Regions from separate parts of the Homo sapiens genome. Here regions 2, 3 and 4 are each linked to region 1. A link is a contact called in ENCODE Hi-C or POLR2A ChIA-PET data. All regions are on one chromosome and are shown on one strand. The core of a region is the stretch at or near the end of the contact, and the rest is flanking DNA. Distances in the headings are between cores, read along the strand shown.

Region 1 (3,566 bases), core at 1,029-3,528:
AGGGGGCACTGACTGGAGGGGGCACTGACTGGGGGGCACTGACTGGAGGGAAACTGACTGGGGGAAAACTGACTGGGGGGAACTGACTGGAGGGGGCACTGACTGGGGGGAAACTGACTGGAGGGGGCACTGACTGGAGGGGGCACTGACTGGGGGGCACTGACTGGAGGGAAACTGACTGGGGGGAAACTGACTGGGGGGAACTGACTGGAGGGGGCACTGACTGGGGGAACTGACTAGAGGGTGTACTGACTGGGGGGGGGAACTGACTGGAGGGGGCACTGACTGGGGGGGGAACTGACTGGAGGGGGCACTGACTGGGGGAAACTGACTGGAGGAGGCACTGACTGGGGGGGAACTGACTGGAGGGGGCACTGACTGGGGGAACTGACTGGAGGGGGCACTGACTTGGGGGGGAACTGACTGGAGGGGGCACTGACTGGGGGGAATTGACTGGAGGGGGCACTGACTGGGGGGCACTGACTGGGGGGAAACTGACTGGGGGGGCACTGACTGGGGGGAACTGACTGGAGGGGGCACTGACTGGGGGAAACTGACTGGAGGAGGCACTGACTGGGGGAAACTGACTGGAGGAGGCACTGACTGGGGGAAACTGACTGGAGGAGGCACTGACTGGGGGGAAACTGACTAGAGGGGGCACTGACTGGGGGGGAACTGACTAGAGGGGGCACTGACTGGGGGGGAACTGACTAGAGGGGGCACTGACTGGGGGGGAACTGACTAGAGGGGGCACTGACTGGGGGGGAACTGACTAGAGGGGGCACTGACTGGGGGGGGAACTGACTGGAGGGGGCACTGACTGGGGGAAACTGACTGGAGGAGGCACTGACTGGGGGAAACTGACTGGAGGAGGCACTGACTGGGGGGGAACTGACTGGAGGGGGCACTGACTAGGGGGAATTGACTGGAGGGGGCACTGACTGGGGGGCACTGACTGGGGGGAAACTGACTGGGGGGGCACTGACTGGGGGGAACTGACTGGAGGGGGCACTGACTGGGGGAAACTGACTGGAGGAGGCACTGACTGGGGGGAATTGACTGGAGGGGGCACTGACTGGGGGGAATTGACTGGAGGGGGCACTGACTGGGGGGCACTGACTGGGGGGAAACTGACTGGGGGGGCACTGACTGGGGGGGAACTGACTGGAGGGGGCACTGACTGGGGGAACTGACTGAAGGGGGCACTGACTGGGGGGGGAACTGACTGGAGGGGGCACTGACTGGGGGGAATTGACTGGAGGGGGCACTGACTGGGGGGCACTGACTGGGGGGCACTGACTGGGGGGAAACTGACTGGGGGGGCACTGACTGGGGGGAACTGACTGGAGGGGGCACTGACTGGGGGAAACTGACTGGAGGAGGCACTGACTGGGGGAAACTGACTGGAGGAGGCACTGACTGGGGGAAACTGACTGGAGGAGGCACTGACTGGGGGGAAACTGACTAGAGGGGGCACTGACTGGGGGGGAACTGACTAGAGGGGGCACTGACTGGGGGGGAACTGACTAGAGGGGGCACTGACTGGGGGGGGAACTGACTGGAGGGGGCACTGACTGGGGGAAACTGACTGGAGGAGGCACTGACTGGGGGAAACTGACTGGAGGAGGCACTGACTGGGGGGGAACTGACTGGAGGGGGCACTGACTGGGGGGAAACTGACTGGAGGGGGCACTGACTGGGGGGGAACTGACTGGAGGGGGCACTGACTGGGGGGCACTGACTGGGGGGAAACTGACTGGGGGGAAACTGACTGGGGGGGAACTGACTGGGGGGGAACTGACTGGAGGGGGCACTGACTGGGGGAACTGACTAGAGGGTGCACTAACTGGGGGGGAACTGACTGGAGGGGGCACTGACTGACTTGGGGGGGGCACTGACTCCGGGGGCACCGACTGGGGGGAACTGACTGGAGGGGGAACTGACTGACTGGGGGATAACTATCTGGAGGGGGCACTGACTGACTCGGGGAGAAGTGACTTGGGGGGCACTGGCAGACTGGGGGCCGGGTCTGAGCGGCGGGCGGCCGCACTCACCTGCCCTGCGGGCCGGGCGTCGCGGCAGCTCTTCGGAGGCCCGTGTGGAGGCCCGAGCGGAGGCCAGGGCGCTGGTGGAGGCAAAGCCCGGGCGGCCTCGGGCGGGCCGCACACACATGGGCCCGGCCGAGGGCGCAGCGCCTACGGACACCGGCACGGCCGGCCGGCGGCTCGAGACCGACTCGGGGCCGCGGGCGGCACTCCGATCGCTCCAAAATGGCGGCGGCGGCGCACGGGCACGCGCTCCGGGGGCGGGGTCTCCGCTTGGGGCGCGCACGCTCGCGGCCGGGGGCGGGGCCGCGCGGGTGGGCGGGGCCGGGACCTGGGCCGGCTCTCCGGGCCCCCTGGAGTGGGGCACTCGGTGAAACCCGCGTGGGAGCACGAGGGCTTGGGTGTGCTGACTGCTGCCTTGGAGTGGGTGGGGTAAGAGTGCGTCTTTCCCCTTTTACGTTTCCCTTTGAGGTATTGGCTAAAGTTTTGTGCAAGCATAGTTAATTTTGTTGTAGCCACAAAACAATCCTCGCGTGGCCCGACGCAGCATTTGAGAGACACACACCTGGGGCAGGGGTTTCCCCCGTGGCCCAGGAAAGGGCCTGTTCTCCCGGGCCTCCCTCCTGCCACAGGCCCCTCCCAGAGGCCGCGGGGCGTGGACGCCCCGAGCAGCAGGAGCGGGCTCAGCCCCGGGCGCCAGGCCTGGCCCCTCCCCGTCCCGCGTCCTGCCTGGACCCGGAGTGCCTGAGCCGCCTCCAGACAGTTTTCTCCAGGTGCGCTACGGGTTCTTGCACGGCGTTTTGCAAATTAAGTATGTGCCTATTTAACAAGTGCTGGAATTGTTTAATTCCATCAAAATAATTTCAAAAATGATTACTATTATTTCAGATGTTAGAGCGAGCCGTGGGTAAATGTTGGGAAAACATGGAGCACTTAAGGGATCTCTAAACGTTTTTTCCAGTTGTCAGTGTATTGCCCAGGATTCACCGATGCTCTCTGCGAAAGCGTATCTGGGCGGCTCAAATATTCGGTATTTCTCTTTTGCCAGCTGGCGCTGTTAGGCTTTGTCGGTAGAGGGCGCCAGAGACGTTGCAGGAGAAAAGGGCTTGGCCCTGCGGCTGGCGGCCCCGGGCTTCCCCGACGCCTGTCCCCTGCCCTGGTCAGCAGCACCCTCCTCGCCGGTTTTATAGCAGATGCCTCTGGCGAGCCTTTCCCCAGCAAAAGCTTTTCCCCTAGCATCCTAAGGGGCAGATTTCTGGCAGGTTCCGTTGAGGGAACTTCCAGGAAGTGGGGGTGAAAAAGCCTCAGCCTCACAACCTAGAGAAGAGACACCCTGCGTTCAGCAGGCTATGCCCTTCTCCTGCCCTCACCATGGTCTCCTTTGCAGGAGCGGGAGGTGCTGCTGAGTTGAGCTACGGAATGGGGACTGGGGCCAGGGGCACCAGATGCAGGAGATGCTCCTGCTGCCGTGAGCACGTGCAACTCTGCCTGATCTTGATACCCCTCCTGTGCTCAGCCAGT
Region 2 (3,566 bases), core at 780-3,279, 490 kb after region 1:
GGTCCTGAGATTTAAACAGTGAAGGAAACAACGTTGGTAAGGAAGGGCCAGCTTGGCCTCTACCCCAGGGCTGGGCAAAGCCACGCCCAGCTGTTTCACCTGCTCCCTCCTCTCAAAAGACAACCACCACACCAAAGAGAATGAGACCAGAAGCTAAAGCCAGGCAAAGAAAAAAACGCAAAACAAAGTGAAGGACGGCACTGACCACGGTCACTTCCTGCTCCTCATGCCGCCAGGAGTCCACTCCCCAGGGCTCCTCACCAAGGATCTGAGACACACACACACACACACCTTTCGCTAAAGAAGCTGCTTCTCAGCTCCTCTGCACACACACAGAAGTCAGTCCGCTCCCCTAGTAATTTTTTTAGTCTTTCTGCAAGGTGTTATGGACATACTTTGCACAGCTGAGTTACTCACTGTGTGTGTGGAGGGGGTTGGGGAGGAGGTAACCTTAAAGAGCAGAGGTTTTACATCCAACAACATCAACCACCTTATTCAGGAATTACCTGGACAAGAGTGTGTGTTGGGGGAGACCCTGTAACCACCTGTCAAGTGGACTAAAAGTCTTAGGTTTCTTTCCATATAGATTAACTGTGTCCTCACCTCAAAGACCGGGCCTCTGAAGCTTTTTCAAGATTCACAGAATCTCTCTTAACTTGTGCTAGATCTTTTCTTGAAAAAAAGCCAATCATGACAAGCAGATATAATCCGTTTAAGGACTACGGGAAGTGTGCAGCCTTGTACGGACGTCCCATTGGAAACCCTCGGAGTATGGAATCAAACTCCTGTAAACTTTCCTCTTGCAAAGTAACTTTGTTTAGTAATTGCAATTAATTCATAATCAAAATGTGGCTTATTCATAGCACTTAAAAAAAAATCCCAACCAAATCCTTCCTAGCCTCAATTTTGTCACTATGAATGACATACACAGAAAAAATAAAAAACATTTCTGTGTAAAAAGTCGCAGGATGCCCTTGCTTTACCAAACTGGCCTCACTATGAGGTCTGAATGGATTTCTAAAAACGTAATCTGATCAGAGTTAACTTCAAAATAAATAACTTCCCTTTCGACCAACACGAGAACACCAACAGAAGCTTCTGACGGCTCAGCTTGGCCGGGACGTGTTTCCACAGAGGTGCCCGGGTCTACCAGGGCCACCCGGAATAGAAAGGCGCAGAAGGGAGCCCGAGGGGCTGCGATTCTCTTAGCAACGAAGGCGGTGTGGGCCACACAACGGGACAAAAGAAGAAACAAAACTGACTGCGAGCTCATTTGGGTGTAGGAAAACCACTGCAGTCGAAAAACATTTGAAATTATGGTTCGCAAGGCAAGTTACATTTTTATTCATTAAATGTGAACGGTCATCCCCAGAACCACGTACAATAACCTGCCTCGGGGCGCGTCGCAAGGACCCGTCTGGGCTGAGACATGAAGCAGGGCCCAGGTGGCCCTTCCTGGAGGTGGGACGGGAATGACACGTCCAGAGAAGTCCCAGGGACGGGGCTCGCGGGGTTAACTCGACGTGGCCGGGACAGCGCGCTCCCGGCGGACCCGGGCGGCGCCCCGAGCCCGAGCCCCGTCCCGTCCGCCCGGAAGCAACGGCGCGGGCACGTGGGCCAGGCCGGGCGCCGACCCCCGGCACTCGGCCGCTCAGTCGGCGCCGCCCCCGCGCCAGCTGTCAGGGCCGGGGTCCGCGCGGGGGCGGGTCCGGGGCGGCGCCGGGCGGGGACCCCGAGGCCACGGAACCGCGCCCCCGCCCGCCTGGCCCCGGCCCTGGCCCCGGCGCGGCGCAGACAATGGCGCGGCCCGGCCCGGCCCCGGCGCGGTCCGCGGGGGACGGGGCTCGCGGCAGGCGGCGGGGCGGCGGCGCCCGCGCACTCACCTCGGCCCGGCCTCTGGGGCGGCTCCCGGCCGGCTGCGGACGACGGCGGCGCGGGCGGACGCTCCATTCATTACCGCGGCTTTGTCTGCCCCCGCGCCCCTCCCGCGGCCCCGCCGCCCGCCGCCCGCGACGCCGCCGGACGCTGCGCCCCTCCCAGGGCCCCGCGCGGCGCGGGGCGGGGCTGGCCGGGGGCGGGGCCGATCGGGGGCGGGGCCTACTCTCGCAGGCGCAGTGTCCGCGTACCCGCCCCGCCTCGTCCCTGGCCGGGCGGGAGGACGGAGCGCCGGAGGCCCGGCCGCTGGGGCGGGGTCGGGCGGAAGACGCAGGCGCAATGCGCGCTTCGGCTCCGCCCCCGGGTCCAGGAGGGCAAACTACGCAGGCGCAGTGGGCGCTCCGGCGCTGGCGGGCGACGGGAAGGGCTTAGGCGCTCTGGCTGGGCGGGGCGCGGGCGCCTTGGTTTCGTCCCGTGGCTTGGCAGTTGGCAGCGGCTCGGCGCGCACCCAACGGCCCACCGCGGGTTTCCGGGACGGCTAGCAGCGCGGTTCCCGGTCCCGCCCCGAACCCCCTTACCTGGCGCAGAGGCCGCTCAGTGCGGTGCGGTCAGGCCTCGTGGGCTGGGACCTAAGCCGTTGACCCTAAGGCGATCGGGGCTCCCCGCGCGGCCCCCCCGGGGGACGGGATTAACGCCTAAGCCCCAAGCCGGGTCGGCGGGAGGAGGGCGGCCCTCTGGGCGAGCGCGGGGCCGGGGCTGGCGGTGCGGAGCGCACGGGACTCGCCCGCTTCTCAGGGTCTGAAGGAAATGTGCACTTTTAATGTGTTATTTCCTAACACAAATGTTTGAGCAGACCAAATAAACTCTGCATGCTGAATGTGGCCCCGAGGTCCCCCGTTGGTGACACGGCTTTCGGCATTTTCTCGGCCTGAGTGTGAGAGTGAGAGGAGCCCGCGTGGCGGTCACCGGCTGGAGCGGGAGCGTGGAGTTATCACGGCCGCCTCTGCCCGGAGCCCGCCCCTGCCCCGCGGCTGTGCCCCTTCACCCGCACGCCGACTGTTCCAAAGTCCACGTCCAGCCTGCAGCCGGGTTTTCTATGGTGCCTGAGCTAAGAATGCTTTTCTCGTTTTTAAGAGGTTGGGGGAGAATTAAAACAGTATTTTAGCATATATGAAAAGTATATGACATTCAAATATCGGCCGGGCACGGTGGCTCACGCCTGTAATCCCTGCACTTTGGGAGGCCGAGGCGGGTGGATCACCTGAGATCAGGAGTTCGAGACCAGCCTGGCCAACATGGAGAAACCCCGTCTCTACTGAAAAAAAATAAAAAATTAGCCAGACGTGGTGGTGGGCTCCTGTAATCCCAGATACTCGGGAGACTGAGGCAGAAGAATCGCTTGAACCCGGGAGGCAGAGGTTGCAGTGAGCCGAGATCGCGCCACTGCACTCCAGTCTGGGTGACAGAGCAAGACTCCGTCTCCAAAAAAAAATTAAATTAAAATGTCGGTTTCCTAAGGAGTTCAACTGGAACACCACCATGCTTGTTCATGTAGTTAAAAGGTAAACTGCTTTACCTTCCACCATAGCTATGGAGTTGAGACCAGGCACTGACACCCAAAAAGGGCTCCCTGTTTCTTTCTTTTTCTTTTTTTTTTCTTTCTGAGACAGAGTCTCGCTCTGTCCCCAGGC
Region 3 (3,566 bases), core at 329-2,828, 380 kb after region 1:
GAGAGAGGGAGGGAGGAGGGAGGGGCGGGCGGGGAGCCCCGGCTTCCCCAAGCTCCGCAATGCGGGGATTTCTGCCGCCGCGCCCCCGCGCTCCGCACGCACGCAGCTCCCGCCCCCACGCAGGGGAGGCCCCGCCACTCCAACCGCGCCGCGGGGGCCTCCAGGCTCCCGGCGCAGACCCAGCCCGGCTGCGCCCTGCGTCACGCACGGAGACTCCTCCGCTACCGCCCCCAGCCGGGGGTCTCTCGGGCCGGAAGGATGTCACGCGCCTCCCACACCGGGGCAAGAGGCCCCGTACCCCCCAACGCGATGGAGGAAGCAATATTGAGCGCGCCCCTAGCCCCCACCCAGCACGATCCCGCTCTTGATCCCTCGCTCAGCCCTCCCCAGGGTAGCGCGTGGGCCTCTGCTCCCCACGAGAGCAGACCCAGGGCGCGCGGCCGCCCAACAGTCATCAGCCCCTCCATGTGCCGCCCCTGCAGGCGTTAACCCGCCGGCAAGGCCCCCGGAACGTTCCCTGCCCCGCGCCCGCGCTCACCGTCGAAGTCGGTGTAGACCGTGTCCTTGAGCAGCGCACCCGAACCGAAGTCGATGAGCTTGAGCTCTCCGGAGCGCAGGTCCACAAGCAGATTTTCGTCCTTAATGTCGCGGTGCACGACCCCGCAGCTGTGGCAGTGGCGCACGGCGGCCAGCACCTGCGCGAAGAAGCGGCGCGCCAGCGGCTCGTCCAGGGCGCCGCGCTCCGTGATAAAGTCGAAGAGGTCCTGCGCCGGCTCGGGCCGCTCCAGCACCAGCAGGAAGCCGTCGGGCCGCTCGAACCAGTCCAGCAGGCGGATGACGCCGCGCGCGCCGCCCGCCGCGCCCACCTTGCGCAGCAGCACCACCTCCAGGGGCACGGTCGCGCCGCCCTGGGGGACACGGCGGTCAGCAAAAGCCCCGCGCCCGCCCCCCGCCGCCGCCGCCGCCCGTGCCCCAACTTACCAGGCTGCCCCACTCGGTCACCCGCTCCTTCACCACGTGCTTCACAGCCACCTGCGGAGACGCGGGGGTCAGGCCGGGCCAAGCGAGGCGCAAGGCGCGCGAGAAACCCGGGCCCGCCCGGCGGTCCGACTCACCGGGAGCCCGTCGGCGATGCGGCTACCCGCGTAGACCGTGCCGAAGCCGCCGCTACCCAGCACGGCGCCCACCTGGTACGCCTTCTCGAAGCTCTCCTTGTCCGCCTTGGCTGCAGGGAGGCGCGGGCGGGGTTGGTGCGGCCCGGGGCGCCCCCGGTCCCCGCCCTGGCCCCGGCCCCGGCCCCGCCGGCCCCGCGCGTACCTGGCTGCAGGATCTTCACCGGGAGGTGGTCCACGCCGCCGGGCCCGCAGAGGTGCGCCAGGGAGCCGAACTTGGAGAGCAGCATCGCGGGCGACGGCCTCCCCGGAGCCCCGAGCCCCAGGCGCCGAAGCCGCGGCCGATCCGGGCGAGCGGCGCGCCGGGGACACCGGCCGTCCGAGCCCGAGGCGGTCCGCGCGGCGCAGTGGGCCCGGAAGGCCCGCGGGGACCGCGTAGACGCGCAGCAGGCGGAGCGCCTCACCCGCCCCGGCCGCCTCGCCCGGGGGTTTTGGGCCGCGGCGCCGCGTATCCCTCCGCGGGGGCGGGGCGAATCGGGACCCCGCCCCCTTCCGCCCGGGGCCCGCGAGGCGGCGGCGGCCGGGCGCTAGCTGGGGAGACGGCGGGGCAGCTTGGCGCCTGTCTTCGGGCGGGCGAGGGCCGGGTGCGGCGGGCGCGGGGCCGCTCCGGGACTCGTTTTCGTAGCGCAGCCGCGGAGGCGCACGGCGTGTCGCGTCGGTCCGCTCTCCGCGCTCACGCTCTCACTCCGCGCAGGCGCAGTGCCCGCGCGGGTGGCGGCCGTGGCGCCTCGGGCAGAACGAGGAGGGACTGCACGAGCCAATGGAAGCCGGAGTTTTTAAAGAAATCCGGCGCCCCAGCCAATGGCGGGGCGAGCCGTTTCCTGGCTCCGCCCCCAGCAGTGCCTAGGAAGGTCACCCGCCGGCCCCGAGCAGGGTTCCTGGGGGTGTGGGAGTGCGGGAGGCGACCTGCGCTTGTCCCGCGGCCTCGAGGTGACACACGCCGCCAGTCTGCGTCCCCGGCTGTCTGCGCATCCCGTCGCGCACGTGGCCGGGCGCGCGGGGAGGTAGCGCCGGCTCCTCTGGAAGCCCTCGCAGCGGCAGCGCCCCCAGCCTCGCAGCCCCGGCGGGGGCCGAGAGCGCACCTGGCTGGAGATGCTTCCTCCTCACCCTGGGCTCTGACCTCACGCCCGCAGCCCGAGGGCCCTCCCTGGTACCTCTGCCCTGCTGGCCGGTGCCTGGAGTGGCCCCGCCCGACTCCTGCCGTCTGACACGGTCCTGGCTGCCCTCCGGGCTCTCCAGCAGCTGCTGTCCACCTCCACCAGGGAGCCCACCTTGATTGCTGCGACAGCCGCACTCAAAGGCTGAACAGCCGGGGTACACATTGCCCTGGTCTGGACTTCACCCTGTCGTGCCCCTTCCCTGCTCTCTGTACAGAAGTCTGACTCACCTGTGTGGTTTGGTGCAAACCCACAGATTGCCAACATTGGTCCAAAGTCACCGGCCTGAGAGCAGCTCAGGGTTCCAGGACGTGAGTGGCCACCCGCCAGCCCCAGGGCTAGTGGGTTGAGAGTTGGGGGCCAGAGGGCCCAGGGGCTGGTCCTCTTGGCACTGCCAGGCGTTCTCAGTGGCCCTCAGGGGTCTAAATATTGTGGCAGACATCCCCGGGCGGTCTGGTGTGACCGTCAGCGCGCACACACACTTGCCTCGGAGCTTCCAGCCTCCCCTAAGTCTGACCTCTCATCTCTATACAGTCACCATCGCTGTCCCTGCGCTGACCACTCACACACCACTCCCCTGTTCAGCTCTTCTGAGGCTGTGGCTCTCGGGACTGGCCCAGGCCCACCTGCCATCTGGGCGCCCTCTGGGGCTCGCTTCGTCGCCCGCTGCCTGGGCCCATGCCTGTGCTCCTGGGGGCTCCTCTCTTGCCTAGCTCATCTCTTCCTGTCCCTTGGGTCCTGAGGATCAAAGCCAACGCGACATTGTTTGTCCCCAGGCCCCTCCCCCTCCAGCCGCTGCTTCCCAGAGCTCTGTCCAGTTCTCTCCCGCAGTACGAGGGCAGGGTTGGGGCTGGTGGGTTAGCCTTCCCCCACCCACCACGCACCCAGCACAGGGCTCCCCCGAGATCAGATCCCTGGTAGGATGACACCCCAAGCCTTCCCCTCCAGCAGTATCCACACAGCACCTGCGAAGGAGGAGGGGCTGCTGCCCATGTGGGTCCTCCCGGGGACCTACCTGAGGGTCCAGTGGGGCTGCCCTCTTCTGTGCTGGACACGCAGCAGAGGTGGGCAGAGATGCTGGAGAGCACGGTAGGTCTAGGGGGTGACCACTACAGTTGAGTTCATGTCAGTCTGGAGGGGCGAGGGTCCTCAGCCTGACATGTCAGGCTAGTCTTCCTTGAGTCTGACATGTCAGGCTCCAGGCCAGTCTTCCCTGAGTCATCCTGGCCGTAGAAGA
Region 4 (3,566 bases), core at 571-3,070, 260 kb before region 1:
CAGGGCATGGTTGACATTTCCTCTGGAAATTCTCCCTGATTCCTTCAGTGTGGATTGGGTTCCCTTCCCCCTCGTGGAACTTATGTCCCTGTTGGAATGCAGCCCTTGACACGTGGGCAGCCATTGTCCCTTACAAGTCTTTCTCCCCTACTAAGTTGCAGCTCCAGAGAGCAGCTGTCCTGTTCCACTCCCAGCACCCAGAAGCCCCCAGTACTTGCCACATGGCAGTTGCTCAGAAATGTTCTTCAATAAATGAAAGCAGAAATGTGGAGAGACAGGGAGGAGGAGAAGCAAGAGATGGACGAGAAAAGATTTCAGCAGGGGGAGACATGAAACAGACAGATGGGAGCTGCAGACGAGGGCACAGGGCTGCAGAGGGGACAAGGTTGTGATGGCAGCTGCCAGGGATTAGATCTTTCTGGGAGTGATCTGAGGACAGAGGGCACCCAAAGCAAAGGAGCACCTCCCTGCCCCGGGCTGGCCACCGATGGGGTCGGGGAGAATGCTGGGGAAGGCCCTGCGTGGAGGCCTGCAATGTGTTGGAATAAGAGAGAGTTGATACCAAGGAAACCTCAAGGGTTAAGTGGGGAGGAGCCATCAGAGGAGTCCCCGGTTCAAGGCTGAGCTCACACCCACCCTAAAACCCCAAGTGAACGCTAAGAAGAACCTAATGAGGCCCTCCCTTGAGCTGGATCTGTGTCCCCAACTCTTCTCCCACCTTCTCACAGTGGTCTGAGTCGTAGCTGAGGCCCAGGCCACAGTCATCAGTGATCTCAGACAGATCTTCGTCGTCAAATTCTTCCAGGCTTATGTCCTGGGGAGGCCTGGAAAGGAGACCAGGGTCAGAGAGCCACCAACCCTGGACTCCCTGCCTGGCAACTGGCCCTGAGGAGGGGCAGAGGGAGGCGTCAGCTCCTACACCCAGTGGTTTCCACAGCCCCCAGCTCTCGGAACACATCCTGCCATCATCTTGACCCCCAAGCTCTGCTCGCCTGTGGATCCCCTCCCCCATCTGAGCCAGGCCTGCCCGGAGGAGCCAACCCTGCCCCCACCCCTCCCACCCCGCCTCCCTGGAGAGCCAGCAGCCTCTCCTCCCTCCACTCGCAGCTCCAGGCCCCTGGGGTCAGGGTCTTGCAGAGCAGGGGAGGGGGAGCTGCAACGCGGCAGCGGCAGATGGGGAGGGGTCGCTCCTGCTCTGGGAAGAGAGTCTGGCCTGTTTGTCTCCCCCTCTCCGGCGGAGTGAGGCCTAAACCCAGAGGCCCAGCGTCCTCCCAACCCCAGTCCCTTCCCGCAGGGCTCCGGGCTTGATTTCCACTCTCTCCCGGCCGGGCCCTATCGGCCAGGTCTGGCGTCCACTGAAAGAGGCCAAGGCCACCGGGACACGCCGCGCCGGGAGGGTGTGCCCGCATCCCGCCCGCATCCTCCCCCGCAGAGGGTCGGCCCAGGGCCTCCACCCTTGACAGGTCAGCCGTCCAGGCCGGGCGCGGCTCAGAATCCCGGCGGGGCCCGGGGGTCACTGAGGCTGGGGACGCGCGGTGAAGATGGAGGGAGTGGGAGCGGGGTGGGGGTGGGGCGCCCGAGCCGAGGCTCAGGGACCGCAGGGGGCCGGGGCCGGGTCCGCGCCGGCGGCGGGGCTGGGGCGGCGGGGACGGGGGTCCGGGCCGGGTCGGGGTCGGGGGGGTGCGCAGGGAGCGGAGGGTCCGCCCGGCCCGGGCGCCGAGGGGGGTACCTGCAGCCCGGCGGCGACAGCGAGTGGAAGGTGGAGAGAGAAAACATCTCCGCGCGATCCGCCATCTTCTCCGGGAGAGGCCCGCGACTGCGGCGGGGGGTGCGGGAGCCTCGCCGCGCCCCGCGCCGGCGCTCGGCCCGCCCCGCTCACCTCGTGACACGCCCTGCGGCGTCCGCCCCGCGCACCTCGCCCGGACTCCGCGGCGGCGCGGGGAGGGCGGCGGGGGAGGCGGGGGAGGGACGCGGCCGGGGACGCTGGTTGGAGGAGAGGCGGCGGCTTCACTGCCGGGCGCTGGTTGGGGAAGGGCCGGGCGTGCGATGAGGATTTTTCCCGGGGAGGGGCGGGAGGGAAGGGGCGGGCGGGTGGGCGTCGGGCCCCGCCCTGGAGGACCCGCGCGGGGCGGGAGGCCGAGGAGGCAGCGCCGGGGTCCGCGGGCCTCGGGTTCGCCGTGGGCTGTTTCCTCTGGGCGAGAGGCCGGGGCGGCCCCGGGAGCTGCGCCGCCGCGCCCAGGATCCCCCCAGGAACCCTAACCCGGGTGCGGCCCGGAGCGGGGTGGCGGGCGAGGCGGGAGGCGCGGGAGGAGCTGTCCGCCGTCGGGTGCTGATCGGAGCTGTCCCCACGGGGTGCTGACCGGGGCTGCACGGGGACGTCTGCACGAGGGTCGCCGAGCAGGGCTGGATTCAGAATCGAGCACAAGGTACTCAGAGGATGCTGGCTGGGGCTAAAAGTGGACTTTGAGCACTCAGTAGAGACTGCACAGCCGGACGGACGTACCGACGGGCACTGGGAGAAGTTAGCACCCACGGAGGCGACATGCGTCCCACTGGAAACACTTTTTCTTGGGCACCGTGTTGCTGGGCCCTGTGTAGGGAACTGACCCGCTCTGGCTTGGGATGGAGCCCTGTGGGGAGGGCCATGGTTGAAGCTGAGCTCGAGACGGTGGCTGTGGGAGGAGGCGGGAGATCAGGGTTGAGGGCGCAGAACTAGGGAGAGACTGCAGGACACTTTTTTTCTTTCTAAAATAGAGACCGGTGGCTGGGCGCGGTGGCTCACGCCTGCAATCCCACCACTTTGAGAGGCCAAGGCGGGTGGATCACGACGTCAAGAGATCGAGACCAGAGACCATCCTGGCCAACATGGTGAAACCCCGTCTTTACTAAAAATACAAAAAAATTAGCCGGGCGTGGTGGCGGGCGCCTGTAGTCCCGGCGACTTGGGAGGCTGAGCCAGGAGAATCATTTGAACCCGGGAAGCGGAGGTTGCAGTGAGACGAGATTGCGCCACTGCACTCCAGCCTGGCAAGAGCAAGACTCCGTCTCAAAAAAAAAAAAAGAGAGAGAGAGAGACCGGCTCTCTCTGTATTGCCCAGGTTGGTCTCAAACTCCTGGGCTCAGCTATCCTCTGGCCTCAGCCTCCCAAAGTGCTGGGATTACAGGTGTGAACCACAGCACCTGGCTAAATATTGGCTAAAGAAGGAGGCTGGCATTTCAACAAAAGCGCAATCCCTTTTCCCCCTTGATGAAAGTTATGTGCCCTAAGATTTCTTTATGTCTTAGTTCTGCGGAAAATTCTTTTTTTTTTTTTTTTTTTTTTTTTTTTTTTTTTTTTTGAGACAGAACTTGCTCTGTTGCCCAGGCTGGAGTGTAGTGGCACGATCTCAGCTCACTGTAACCTCCACCTCCCGGGTTCAACCGATTCTCGTGCCTCAGCCTCCCGAGTAGCTGGGATTACAGGCAATCACCACCATGTCCGGCTAATTTTTGTGTTTTTAGTAGAGATGGGTTTTTGCCATGTTGGCCAGGCTGGTCCCAAACTCCTGACCTCAGGTGATCTGCCC

Evidence for each region. Hi-C counts contacts between places; a loop is a spot of excess contacts on that map. ChIA-PET counts read pairs that join two places held with the same protein, here RNA polymerase II (POLR2A). Pooled maps may share reads with other maps.
Region 2: a loop to region 1 is called in a pooled map, with 13 times the contacts of the local background. The contact joins the promoter of ZBED4 here to the promoter of PPP6R2 in region 1. A Hi-C loop is called at or near these places in 6 of 50 pooled maps. POLR2A ChIA-PET finds 5 or more read pairs at or near these places in 2 of 52 experiments (OCI-LY7 and activated B cell).
Region 3: a loop to region 1 is called in a pooled map, with 7 times the contacts of the local background. The contact joins the promoter of PIM3 here to the promoter of PPP6R2 in region 1. A Hi-C loop is called at or near these places in 2 of 37 single-sample maps with no recorded cell type and 9 of 50 pooled maps. POLR2A ChIA-PET finds 5 or more read pairs at or near these places in 2 of 52 experiments (GM10248 and HEK293).
Region 4: a pooled map shows a loop between it and region 1 (12-fold over the local background). The contact joins the promoter of MAPK8IP2 here to the promoter of PPP6R2 in region 1. A Hi-C loop is called at or near these places in 3 of 50 pooled maps. POLR2A ChIA-PET finds 5 or more read pairs at or near these places in 2 of 52 experiments (CD4-positive, alpha-beta T cell and activated CD8-positive, alpha-beta memory T cell).

What each region holds. Positions count from the first base shown.
Region 1 is chr22:50,342,039-50,345,604 of GRCh38, reverse strand. It overlaps PPP6R2 (protein phosphatase 6 regulatory subunit 2), which reads right to left and starts at 2,278. Exons shown (of 24, transcript NM_001242898.2): 1 at 2,055-2,278. RefSeq lists silencers at 2,018-2,097, 2,108-2,387, 2,658-2,827 and an enhancer at 2,924-3,566.
Region 2 is chr22:49,852,307-49,855,872 of GRCh38, reverse strand. It overlaps ZBED4 (zinc finger BED-type containing 4), which reads right to left and starts at 2,029. Exons shown (of 2, transcript NM_014838.3): 1 at 1,884-2,029. LOC105377205 (a long non-coding RNA gene) reads left to right here and starts at 2,361. Exons shown (of 5, transcript NR_188597.1): 1 at 2,361-3,437. It overlaps LOC124905147 (a long non-coding RNA gene), which reads left to right. Exons shown (of 2, transcript XR_007068156.1): 2 at 587-1,371. RefSeq lists silencers at 1,382-1,671, 1,842-2,571, 2,592-2,681.
Region 3 is chr22:49,958,784-49,962,349 of GRCh38, reverse strand. It overlaps PIM3 (Pim-3 proto-oncogene, serine/threonine kinase), which reads right to left and starts at 1,578. Exons shown (of 6, transcript NM_001001852.4): 1 at 1,318-1,578; 2 at 1,116-1,225; 3 at 982-1,032; 4 at 539-908. The coding sequence starts at 1,402. RefSeq lists silencers at 366-415, 1,056-1,105, 1,246-1,395, 1,446-2,085, 2,126-2,405 and 2 more.
Region 4 is chr22:50,599,047-50,602,612 of GRCh38, reverse strand. MAPK8IP2 (mitogen-activated protein kinase 8 interacting protein 2) reads right to left here and starts at 1,820. Exons shown (of 12, transcript NM_012324.6): 1 at 1,730-1,820; 2 at 719-824. The coding sequence starts at 1,794. RefSeq lists an enhancer at 941-1,441 and a silencer at 2,231-2,410.